Linked DNA regions of Homo sapiens: all the other regions are linked to region 1. Evidence: chromatin contacts called from ENCODE Hi-C or POLR2A ChIA-PET data. All regions are on one chromosome and are shown on one strand. The core of a region is the stretch at or near the end of the contact, and the rest is flanking DNA. Distances in the headings are between cores, read along the strand shown.

The links. A loop is a pair of places that touch in the nucleus more often than their neighbours do. ChIA-PET counts read pairs that join two places held with the same protein, here RNA polymerase II (POLR2A). Pooled maps may share reads with other maps.
Region 2: a map of breast epithelium shows a loop between it and region 1 (19-fold over the local background). The contact joins the promoter of FHAD1 here to the promoter of DDI2 in region 1. A Hi-C loop is called at or near these places in 1 of 168 maps with a recorded cell type or tissue (breast epithelium), 1 of 37 single-sample maps with no recorded cell type and 5 of 50 pooled maps. POLR2A ChIA-PET finds 5 or more read pairs at or near these places in 3 of 52 experiments (HEK293T, activated CD4-positive, alpha-beta T cell and activated T-cell).
Region 3: a map of gastrocnemius medialis shows a loop between it and region 1 (3-fold over the local background). The contact joins the promoter of HSPB7 here to the promoter of DDI2 in region 1. A Hi-C loop is called at or near these places in 2 of 168 maps with a recorded cell type or tissue (chondrocyte and gastrocnemius medialis) and 3 of 50 pooled maps. POLR2A ChIA-PET finds 5 or more read pairs at or near these places in 2 of 52 experiments (H1 and activated CD4-positive, alpha-beta T cell).

Annotation. Positions count from the first base shown.
Region 1 is chr1:15,615,801-15,619,792 of GRCh38, forward strand. It overlaps DDI2 (DDI proteasomal shuttling factor 2), which reads left to right and starts at 1,658. Exons shown (of 10, transcript NM_032341.5): 1 at 1,658-2,008. The coding sequence starts at 1,871. RefSeq lists a silencer at 1,412-1,981.
Region 2 is chr1:15,245,740-15,249,905 of GRCh38, forward strand. It overlaps FHAD1 (forkhead associated phosphopeptide binding domain 1), which reads left to right and starts at 1,484. Exons shown (of 34, transcript NM_001391957.1): 1 at 1,484-1,656. RefSeq lists silencers at 1,319-1,492, 1,510-1,749.
Region 3 is chr1:16,016,605-16,020,517 of GRCh38, forward strand. It overlaps HSPB7 (heat shock protein family B (small) member 7), which reads right to left and starts at 1,439. Exons shown (of 3, transcript NM_014424.5): 1 at 1,161-1,439; 2 at 470-603. The coding sequence starts at 1,359. RefSeq lists enhancers at 241-987, 988-1,732.

The DNA of each region.
Region 1 (3,992 bases), core at 408-2,907:
GTGAGATGTAAGCAAAAATGTGCACAGGGACTTCTGGGCAAGCTTTTTCCTTGAATAGGAAAATGATGCGTGCAGTGGAGGCAGCCAGCCATATATTGCAACCCTCAGGAAAAGGTCAAGACAATTACAAAAGTATTGGCCCTGATTTCAGTGAGCCACTCAACCAGTGCTGTTGCTACCTCCAGGCCTTCTCTCCTGTGAGAAAACAAACCCTTGTTTGTTTAAGCCACTGATAGTCAAGCTTTCTGTTGCTCCTAGGGGATATAAGCATTCTCACTCCCCTGTGCCTCTACTTTCTCTTTTTTTTTTTTTTTTTTGAGACAGAGTCTCGCTCTGTCTCCCAGGCTAGAGTGCAGTGACCTGATCTCGGCTCACTACAACCTCCGCCTCCCGCGTTCAAGTGACCCTCCTGCCTCAGCCTCCCGAGTAGCTGGGACTATAGGTGTCCGCCACCATGCCCGGCTAATTTTTGTATTTTTAGTAGAGACGGGGTTTCACCATATTGGCCAAGCTGGTCTCGAACTCCTGACCTTGTGATCCGCCCGCCTTGGCCTCCCAAAGTGCTGGGATTACAGGCGTGAGCCACCGCGCCCAGCTCCTCTAATTTCTCTTTGTAAAAGCCTTCAGCTGCTAATTCTCCCTTTCCTGCCACCAACAGCCTACTTACTACCTACTTACCTGCACCCACAGCCATCTTATTTGCTCCTTCTCTCCTGTTAAAATGGAAAAGGGCTCCCTACCATGGAGGGGGAGTGGGAGTAAATGGAAAGATGCTAATCTGGCATCCATTACAAGTTCATCTTTCAGTTTTGGTTTTCTTACTCATCCGCACCTTAGTTCTGGGCCTCTACCACTCATCAGCTGTGTGCCTTAAAAACAGGCCATTAAAGTAGCAAATATTTATTGAGTAGATTCTAAGCTGTGCCCAAAAAGGCACTGCGCTAGGTGGTAGGAGTTGCTAGGGCTAGGAAACAGACACAGTCCAAGTAGAGAGAAAATTATTTACAAGACAGGGGAATGGAGCCTTGGAGGAACTGACCTATGTGGCTGGGAGGGCAGAGAATGTGGGAAGAGCTCGGAAGAAGGGGCTGGGGAGGTAGGCGTGGGCCACAGCCAACTGGCTTCTGTAGACTAGGGAGGGTAATGATTTTGGTTTCAATCCTAAATCACTAAGACAGGAAGTGAATTACTCTGTCGGAGCCTCAATTTCTACCTCGAAAAATATGTTTTATTACTAACTCCTGTACTAGATTGAGAGTTACGGAGAAGGATTTATCCTTTTATTCATTTCTGCATCGCCAGCGCCCGACACATGGTAGGCGCTTAATCAATGCCTGTTCGGTGAATAAATAAGACCGGGGACTCCTCCACAGACTTCTGTCATTAAGTCAACCAGTCAGCAGAGATTTCCTTCTCCGCGTTCCTTTCCTTCCCTCCCCTTTTCTTGCCCTTCCTCCCTCTCCTCTTCCACGCCCCCTTCCCACTCCTCCCCCTCCTATCCTCTCCTGGCTTCCTCCTCCTCTTCCCGGCCCCGCCCCCCGCTGCGTTGCGAAGGCGGGGAAGGCGAGGCGGGCTTTACGGCAGCCGCGTTGCGGCGGGGCGGGGCGCCGGGCGGCCGGCGCGCTTGGCGGCAGCCGTGGGAGGCAGGCCGGCAGGCAGACGGACTCGCAGGCGTGTGGCGGCGGCCGTGCTTGCTAGTGAGGGCGGGAGGGAGTGACTCACTGAGCGTGTGTGAGGGAGGGAGCGAGCGAGCGAACGAGCAGCCGGCGCCGTCCTCCCGCAGCACCAGCCAGGCCACGCCGCCGCCTCTTCCCCTGCGCCCCGCGCCCAGGCCGGGCCGAGCCGAGCCGAGCCGGGTCGGGCCCGGGCCATGCTGCTCACCGTGTACTGTGTGCGGAGGGACCTCTCCGAGGTGACCTTTTCCCTCCAGGTCGACGCCGACTTCGAGCTGCACAACTTCCGCGCGCTGTGCGAGCTCGAGTCTGGCATCCCCGCAGCCGAGAGCCAGGTACGCCGGGCAGCGAGCCGGGCCTGCCCCGGAGCTAAGCCCTCCCCGCCTCGGGGCCTCACTCCCTCCCTTTGCTACTGGTGAAGAATTGGGGGCTGGGGGGAGCAAGGATAGCCATTCTCAGGTCACCCCCGCATCCGGAAAGGAGCTGGGGAGCTGGCATCAGTAGCTGCCCTCACACACTCCGAGCATGGGGTGGGGTACGAGGAGAGGGAGCGGAGAACCTGACCGCAGACGCACCCACTGCAGCGTGAGGGGCGCGTGGACTGTTGAGCAGCGCTAACCCTCCCCACCTTTGGCTCTTTGGCCCTTCCCTGTTTCTAATCCCGAGTGTAGGATATCGTTGTGGACCTCAGAAGCAGCCCTGGGTTTGCTAGGATTCATACATCCTGCAAACCAGAAATACCAGTTTGGATCACTGTGGTAGATAGATGTTCCTCTGCTTTTTTTTTTTTTTTTTTCTGGAGAGGGTTTCTGCTTAAATATACGCAGTTTACCTTTAAATGCACAGATTTGCACTTCCGGTGAAAGAAAAAGTTTAAGACTTGCACTACCTCATTTTGGGGTCTTTGGAAATGCTCTTTACCCACCACATGCGTTTCTGGTTAAATTCTTTTGAAAAACAGTACCTATTGGTTCAACTCAAGCTGTTTGTTTGTTTCGGTTCTACCCTGGTAGTAAGCCAGAAGGCCCTTTTTCTTTCAGGTCACAGTTCAGAGTTTGGGTCAGTTCAAAGCTCAATGCTTTAAAAGGATATTTGCTTGGAAACGGCCTAGTATCAGTGCTGTTTGGTGGTTTCATTTCCCTACTCAGCTTGCTGGAAAGAAGTTCAGCCTCTCATATTTTAACTAAGCAAAGTAATTCTCAAAATGCTTTGGGGCTGCCCCTAGTCTTTATCAAACAGAATCGGTGACACTAACGCTGTAAACTTTACACTAAAACACTTAGATCATGACTTAATAAATTTAGCCTGGAGGAAATAGTCTAAACATTAAGAAAATTATAGAGGTCTCCCAAGTCTCCATCAAGTAAATCTTGATTTTCTACTGCAGTTATGAAATAGTTTACAAAACGATTGCCCAACTGCAGCTTGTTCTGCTGTCTTATGGTAAACACGTGTCAATACTTTGTTCAGAAGTATGATTCCTTTACACAATGTGAACTTTAGAACCTTGGCATAAAGCTGTTCAGAAAGAATTTAAAAAGTTAATCCACAAAAGCTCAGGAACCAGTTCTGTCAGTGAATGCCTCATGTGGAGAACTAGGAAAGGACTGTTTAAATAGAGAAAATAAACTCTTCAATTTTTTTTCTTTTTTTGTTTTTGTTTTTGAGACGGAGTCTTGCTCTGTCGCCCATGCTGGAGTGCAGTGGTGCGTTCTCGACTCACTGCAACCCCAGTCTCCCGGGTTCAAGCGATTCTCCTGCCTCAGCCTCCTGAGTAACTGGGACTACGGGCGCGCGCCACCACGCCTGGCTAATTTTTGTAATTTTTTTTTAGTAGAGACGGGGTTTCACCATGTTGACCAGGCTGATTTCAAACTCCTGACCTCTAGTGATCTGCCCGCCTCGGCCTCCCAAAATGCTGCGATTACAGGTGTGAGCCACCGTTCCCGGACAACTCTTCAATTTTTGATAGTGGCTTTTTCTTTTCTTTTCTTTTCTTTTTTTTTTTTCGAGACGGAGTCTCTGTCGCCTAGGCTGGAGTGCAGTGGCGCGATCTCGGCTTACTGCAAGCTCCACCTCCCGGGTTCGTGCCATTCTCCTGCCTCAGCCTCCCGAGTAGCTGGGACTACAGGCGCCCACCACCGCGCCCGACTCATTTTTTGTATTTTTAGTAGAGAAGGGGTTTCACCATGTTAGCCAGGATGGTCTCGATCTCCTGACCTCGTGGTCTGCCCGCCTCGGCCTTCCAAAGTGCTGTGAGCCACCGCACCCGGCCCGATAGTGGCTTTTTCAATTGTTTTTTCCTCTAGCTGTTATATT
Region 2 (4,166 bases), core at 234-2,733, 370 kb before region 1:
GTCTCTGCAGTTCAGCTGCATAAATCAGGGTTTTGTCAAGCTTGTTGCAAATGCACATTCCTGGATTATGTCCCAGGCCTGCTAAATCAGAATCTCTGGGGTCTGTGCCCAGAAGTCCGCATTTCTAAAAGCCTCCAGGCACGTTTGAGCATCTTCACTGTATATTCCACCACAAATCGATGTCCATGATTTCTCTCTCAGATCCTCTTCCTATTGACTAGGTGTATTAGTCTGTTCTCACACTGCTATAAAGTAATTCCTTGAGACTGAATAATTTACAAAGAAAAGAAGTTTAATTGACTCACAGTTCTGCACTGCTAGGGAGGCCTCAGGAAACTTACAGTTATGGCGGAAGGCCAAGGGGAAGCAAGGAAGCTAGCATGTTGTAACATGGTGTAGCAGGAGAGAGAGAGAGCAAAGGGGGAAGTGCCACACTTTTAAACCATCAGATCTCATGAGAACTCACTCGCTATCATGAGAAAAGCAAGCGGGAAGTCTGCCCCCATGATTCAATCACCTCCCACCAGGCCCCTCTTCCAACACGTGGGGAGTGCAATTCGAGATGAAATTTGGGTGGGGACACACAGCCAAACCGTATCACTAGGGTAGAATGTGCCATAGTTCATCTCTCTTAGAAAAACGTTTAGAGTTTTTCTTGAGGTGTCTGGTCAGCCATTTCCTGCCAGTGAAAGGAATCACTCTCCAGGTAGAGTCAGCAGGAGATAGGATTTCCTGCTGGAGATAGTGGCGGGAGATAGGATTTGCACATCTGCTCAACACACTCCATCCCGCGAGTCCTGTGCCGGCTGACAAGCGGTTTCTTAAGGACAGTAACTGTTCCAGGTGTATTCTGGGATCAGCGTGTGACACTCATAGGACTCAAAAGATGTTTGCAGAGATAGAGAAAGGGCAAAAGAATGAATAAATGTCACTCTTAACAGGGAGGAGCAGAGGCAGCAGGATTGTGAGTTTGGAAATATTTTTTCCCCAGCACATGGAAGAAATCCTCATTCTTTCAAAATTTTTCATTCCACCCCATCCCTTTCCCAATCCCCACCCCACTCCCAGAGATCCCCTCTTCTTACTCTTTCTATTTTCTGGCCTGTAACGGAAAGGACTAGAGATTTGGGTAGGGCAGGGGGCATACTAACCTCCAAGGGTCTCATGAGTTCAGCTCCATCAATCTCCTACCTCTCCCTATCGCCCCCGACCCTCCCTCAACGCATCCAGCTTACAGTGAGGGGTAATGGAAAGGATTCTTGAATCAAATCTCCTCCCTGCTCCTTCCTCGCTGTAAAACCTTGGGCCATTTCTGTGACCTCTGAGCCTCCGCTTTCCTATCTGTGAAATGGGGCAGGCTCGTGGGGCCTGGAGCATTCAGCAGGCGGTAACCCAGTGGGCGTTCCCTGCACGGTGCCACGCCCCCTCTGCCGCGCAGGCCACGCCCTCATCTATTAGGCTGGACCCCGCGGCGCCTGGCGGCGTTGCCATGGCAACGCGCGTACACAGGCCGGCCGGGCGGGCGGGGTGCCGGGTGCGAGCTGGAGACTCCGCGGGAGCGCGGCCGGGAGGCTTCGCCCCGGAGCTGGCCCGACGCCTCCCGAGCTGGCAGGGCTCTCGGCGGAGGTCGGAGCGTGGGCTTCCTCCTCCCGCCAGGTGAGTGCGGCGCGGGAAGGGGTGGCGGGCCGAGACCGGGGACCGGAAGGGGCGGCCCAGCGAGGACTAGCCCTGGCAGGAGGAGGGGTGGCTCCCCGGCCCCATCCTCCTGGATCCAGGCTCCGGTCCCCAGGAGCACCCCAGTAGCTACCCCAACACCAGCCCCTCCTTTCCAGATGCAGGCCCCACCCCGCCCGCGGAGGAAGCCCCCGGGAGCCTTAGACCCTCCTTGGCACCAGCCATGCCACTCTGGGAAGTCCTGGGGGTTACAGCTGGGATTAGGAGGGGCATCCCTGCTGCCCCTGACTTACGAACGACACCCACCCGGCGGTCAGAGAGACTCCCCCCTTGCCTAACCTCTCCCTTCCCAAATACAACACTGAGGAATTTCTAGGGCTCCCAGGCCACTTAAGATCTGGTAACCCCTCAACAGAAATTTTGCTTCTCTATCTCACTTGTGACCTATAAGCAGGGAGTGCAGATGCCTGAAGCTCTTTTGCTCTTTTGCATGGTCGGTGCCCTGTGTCTTAGAACTAATTTACAGAGTTTAACGCATCTAATCACTTTCTACAGTGTTTTCAGGTAGGAAAGTGACTGCACAGGGCAAGATTAAAGTGGGGAAATAGGGCCCAACCCATTCAGCTAAAGAAATAGACTTTTTTTTTTTTTTCCAGAATGTCATCTAGGATAAATACTGAAGGGGAAAATGAAAGGTAGTTACTGTCAGAGGTTCTTAGGCTACCCTGACTTACTTTTAAGCATTGTTTTGTACTTTCATTCATTCATGATTTACTGAGCACCACTATGTGTCAGGCATGGCAGCGCTGGGGGCCAGAGGGGAGTAATGAACAGACTGTGAGGAAATGCAAAGGGTCTGAGATTTTTACACTACTTGCAAGCTAAGTTAGCCTGCCACTGCTTAATGATGCTAGCAGAAGACCAGAGACTCCAGGACCAGAGACAAAGGATGTTATTACTCACAGCACAGCAGGCACTGTGAGCTCATGTTTGCGTTGGTTCCCCTTGCCCTGCAAGTACCCCGGGGTGATGCAGGACAGCTCAGGTGGATGCTGTGCACACTGCGAGTCTGTTTCCCAGCTAAGGAACCCCAAGCTCAGGAAACTCCAGTCTTTTAAAAGGGGCTGCTAGCCAGTGCCCAACCTTTGCCCTGGAAGGAGATGACCTTTTTTTTTTTTTTTTAATTGAGACAGAGTCTTGCTCTGTCTCCCAAGCTAGATAGAGTGCAGTGGCACAATCTCAGCTCACTGCAACCTCTGCTGCACGGTTTCAAGTGATTCTCCTGCCTCAGACTTCCGATTAGCTGGGACTACAGGTGCAAGCCACCATGCCCGGCTAATTTTTTTGTGTTTTTAGTAGAGACAGGGTTTCGCCATGTTGGCCAGGCTGGTCTCAAACTCCTGACCTCAGGTGATCCGTCCACCTGGGCCTCCCAAAGTGCTAGGATTACAGGCATGAGCCACCGTGCCCAGCCAGAGATGACATTTTTATCATAAATCTGCACTCTGCCCTGGATAGGGACACTATCCCTATCCTCTCAGGATATTTGCCCTACAGATGTCCTTGGAAGATTGTCTGGAACAAAATCTGTCAGTGTCTTTGCTCTGAAGATGGGTACAAACACAGGAAACCCATGGAGAATTGAGTTTAACAAAAACAACACAGTTTGGGCTCTCTTGGAACGTATCTCAGTGAAAGGGAAACAGTAAACAGCTAAGTAAAGAACAAGAAAATGACAGAGAATGATAAGCTCAAGGAAGGAGCCACAGCAGTGACACATGCTAGCTAGACAACAAAGTGACTGGTGACGCCTTTAGCTGGGGTGGTCAGGTAGCTACCGCAAGGCACCAGCTGTGGAAACATCGGGGGGAAGAGCTAAAAAAAAAAAAAAAGCCAGTCATTCAGATTTGGGGTTTTACTCTGGAGGCATTTCCTGTGGCTTTCCCACAAAAGAGACATTTCTCGAAAGTTGACTTTAGATTACTTTTACTTTAGTTTGGATGTGGTGCTTGATGATGTAGTCCTCTGCAATTGAAGATTAATAACTCAGGCAATTTGAGGGCAACAGGGCATGGTTCTTTTGGAAAAAGAAGTGTCTTTTTATCCCTATTAAAGACAGCAGACTTAAAAATAAAATTCTCATTATATGAAAGTATTAATATTTCTGAGGATTTCTCATAGGCTTCGGAATTTACAAACATAAACTATCTGGCTTGTTTTTATTTCTCTTACTCCCAAGGGTCTTTTCTTTTTTTGCAGAGGATAGAATTCTGGTGTTAAGGGCTATCTGTTATTTCATGTCCTAAGTGTCAACAAAACAGTGACAACCCCACTATCCCAAGTGACAACCTCTCCCTCCCCCCACTCAGTCACTCTCTCTGCTCCCCCATCCCATCCCCTCCCCACCCAGCAGTGATGGAGGTGTGAAAAGTTGAGCTGCCTGAGGATTATGTAGTGGTGACATGCAATGGCAATCTCCCTGCCCGAATGCT
Region 3 (3,913 bases), core at 189-2,688, 400 kb after region 1:
CTCCAGCTGTGGGAGGGAAGAGGGCTTGAGGTGGGTCACATGGAGAAACCCCTCCCCCCACTGCCCAGGTGAGTTCCCCACCTACCCGCATCCGCCCCCCTATAGCTACCAGAGGAGCTGTCCTCACTCTGCCATCACCATCTCACACCTGTCATCTCCCACCCTCAAGCCCCACCCCCTCAGGCTCCCTCTGCCCACATCCCTCCATCCCTCTCCCATTCCTCGGAGGCTCCCTCAGCTGCTCAGGCCCTGGAAGAAAGGATCTGGGAACCTCGGTGCAAAGAGAGGCAGTGAGGGGGCCCCATGGCCATGGGTTGCAGGGACAAGGCCTTCAGTTAGCCCTGGGGGAGTTTGGGTGGGGAAGGGACACTGGCCAGGGTCTGGGGTCCCAGGATGGTAAGGGGGAGTAGGAGACATTGGAGGCAGGAGCAGAATTTGGGATGCGGTGAGTAGGGGGTGGGGGGCTCACCTTCTCAGCCCGCACCTCGATGTGGTTGTTGGAGGTGGTGACAATGATGTCTTCAGGTGAGAAGTCTCTCACGTCCACCGCAAACTCATAGGCGTCTCCTAGGGTCTTGATGTTGCCTGCCCCACCGGGGCGGGCTGTGGGATGGGCTGCTGTGAGCGAGGCATGGAGCAGGCCTTGCATGCAGATCCGGGGGTTCTGGCTCCTTCTCTTGGGGCAAGGGGCGGCTCCCCCAGGCCCTACCTCCCCCCTAGCTGTTTCTCCCTAAGCTCCTCCTCATTCCTACAGCCCACCTTTTCTGGGGTGGGGGTGGGGCCTCACCCAGCACAGTGTGTGTGTATATGAGGCTAGGTCTGTAACAACCCCACCCCAGGCCTGGAGCCTGGGGGCTGCCCCCCACCGCTCACCCATCCAGCCCTCCAGGGCTCCAGCTGGGATTGGCTGTGGTTACAGAGCATGGGTGGCCATGGAACCATGTCCAACCCCCAGGGCCACAACTGTTCCTTAGAGGCCCACCTGTTTTCATGGCCACATCTGTCCCTGTGGCCACATCTGTCTTGGTGGCCACACATGGCTGCAGGCTGTGCAGCACCTGTTCCAGGCCGACCGGCAGCCACAGCGCCTTCGGTGGCGCCCTGGAGCAGACGTCCCCTCCCTGTGCACCTCCCCTCCCCTCAGGGCCCGGATCACTTGCCTGGGAAGGCCAGGGGCTCCGAGTGGGGCCGCATGAAGCTGCCAAAGTCATCGGAAAACATGCTCAGGGCCTTCTCCATGGGCGGGTCCTGGGCCGGGAGAGCACGGGAGGCCGAGGAGGAGGTGGAAGAGGAGGAGGAAGAGGAAGAGGAATGGAAACTTCTCTCCGCTCGGAAGGTGGAAGAGGTTCTGTGGCTCATCCACGGACGGCGCCGGGCCCTGCCCAGGCGGGCGAGGGCTGGACAGGAGAGGGTGTGGGCGCAGGCCTCTGGGCGAGCGTGCCAGGCTCCGACTGCGGCCGCTTTATAAGGCCGACTGTCCCTGGGCTTGGGGCCAGCCCCTTGTCTACTAGCTAAATTTAGGCCTCTCCATGGCCCAGAGGGGGCTGGAAATCTTCTCCCGTGCGCCGGCCCTGCTGACAGCCCGACACGCAGGCCGAGAGGGCTGAGCTCACAGCCTGACATTCCAGGCTGATCACAGCAGCCCCAGGGGCCTCCTCACCACTGCACAGGGCTGGATCCTGTCTCCTTGCCACTCGGACCTCGGTGCCTGCCCCAGAACCTTGCAAGTTTGGGGTTTATTGTGTGTTTTGTTTCCCCCGTCAGCCTGGGGGCTCCTGAGGACTGTGCCTCCCCTCCAGACTCTGGTTCTCCTCCACGGCTGTACCTCCTCCATCAGTGTGCAGGCTCCTTGGGGACAGGGTAGGTGGAAGCACCACCGCTCTGTGACGTCAGGAGCTCCTTCCCTCAAGGCAGACAACCTTCACAGCCCATCTCTAAGGAAAGGTTGAGCCCTGCCAGGGGGTGTAAAATGTGCAGCTGTCCCCTGCCAGCCCCCATGGGGACCTGGATTCTGTGCCTGCACTCCCTCTGACTCTCAGAACATTCAGCAGCCCCAAGAGGACAAAGTTGGCAGCTTTCTCCTTAAAGGTCTAGAAGGTTGTGTTCCCGGCAACTGTCTGCTCCATCTCTGTGTCAGAGGTGATGCCTGCGAGCGCCTTAGGTGGGATTTCAGTCAGAGGTAAAAGAGAATTCCGGAAGACAATTATTCTAGCCCTGAGTTCTAGAATGCCTTCTGGGCATGGGCTCCTGGCTGCAAGCTGTCCAGCACGGCCCCGTTTGATCCCCACACAGCTGGGAGGGTGGAGGGGCTCTTCCCATGTTACGGACGGGGAAGCGAAGCCTCTTGGAAAGGGCGGGGCTCGCAGTTGCGTAAGTGGCAGAGCTGGGATTCGAACCTAGATGTGTTGGACCCAAAGCCCTTCAGAGGCCGAGGTGGTTTGAACATGTGCCTATGGAGACAGGCTGGCCCGGAAGAGCCAGAGAAGCCCCTCCCTACCCACCTGCTTGCTCAGCAAAGCTGGGACTGACCTTGCCCTGGGCCAGGGTGGAGGCCATTCTGAGAGGCGGCCAGGCCCTCTGCTCTGCCCAGGTTGCAGTTAAGGGCCTCTGCTGTCCTCTCCAAATCCGTCCCTTCCGTCCCAGATCAGCTCCAATGCCTCCTCCCCCAGGGAGGCCTCTCTGACTGCTCCTGCTCACATGGGCCCACACCCAGTCCAGATGCCCCCAGCACTGACTGTCTTTGTCCTCCCACAGCACCTGGCAGTGTGACATAGTCTTCCTGTGTGCTGTGACTCTCTGCTGTGTCCCTTCTTCCCTATCCAACTGGCAGTTCCCACGGGGGCGAGGGTTCACCTGTCTCCCCATTAGATTGAAGGTTCTTGAAGACGGGCAGTTTCTCTTTTGTCTGAGCCCCCTACAACCCAGTCTGGAGCTTCATCCTGGAGAGCTCCTTCTACAGGGGTATTAGCGGTGCTGGTGGTATGTGGAGTGGAAGCAGAGCAGGGCACAGGGCACAGCGGCGGGCCAGGCTGTTGCCTGGAGCAACAGGGCCTGTTGCCTCTGGCAGAGTTTCCTGCCCGTGTCGGGGCCTGTGACACCCAGCCTGGCTGAGGGGTTTCTAGGGCAGCTGGGAAGCCACCAGCACTGAGGTGAGATGGAGAGAGGGTGGGGCGGGGTGGGGGGCCCAGAGCCTGCCGCTCGCCAGGGAAACAGGAGCCGGTGGCTAAATGCAGACACACTGTCATGGTGCTGAGGGCCTGAGTCACTGCCCCTGGATGTCAGATCCCGTTACCCACCCCCGCCCACCATTCCTCCTCCCCTTTTTCCCCCTTCCCGAGGCATCACCCACACAAATACTGGATCCTCTGGCTTCACTGACCCAGAGGGACCTCAAAAGGTCATCAAGGACATTCCCCTGCCTCTACCTTCAGATCACAGAGACAGAAGGAGCTACAAAGATGATGCAGTCCTTTGAATCCCAGTCACCCAGGAGAGCTTTTCACAAACACAGACCCTTTCCTTGGACCCCAGGATTTTGATTTGGGATCTGGGGAAGGGACCTCACATCTCTTCCCATCAGCTCCCCACACAGCCAGCTCATAGGCCAGTGATGAAGCCCTCATCACTCAGTAGGTATTCATTGAAACCTTGCTATAAATAGGTGCTGGGCACTGTTCTAGGCTCTGAAGGACTCAGAGATGAATAAGGCAGAGACAGGCCCCTGCTTCCAGGCTCACCTCATCATACAGAAGAGGAAACTGAGGCTCTAGTTGATGAAAGAGTTAGGGTCAGCAGAGCTGTGCTGGCTTCAAACCGGTCATCCTGCTGAGCCACCCTGGCTGCCCTCTTCTCAGCCTCCTGGTGCACACAGGGCTGGGGGGTGAGGGTAGATGTGGACGTGCAGTGCTGGCTG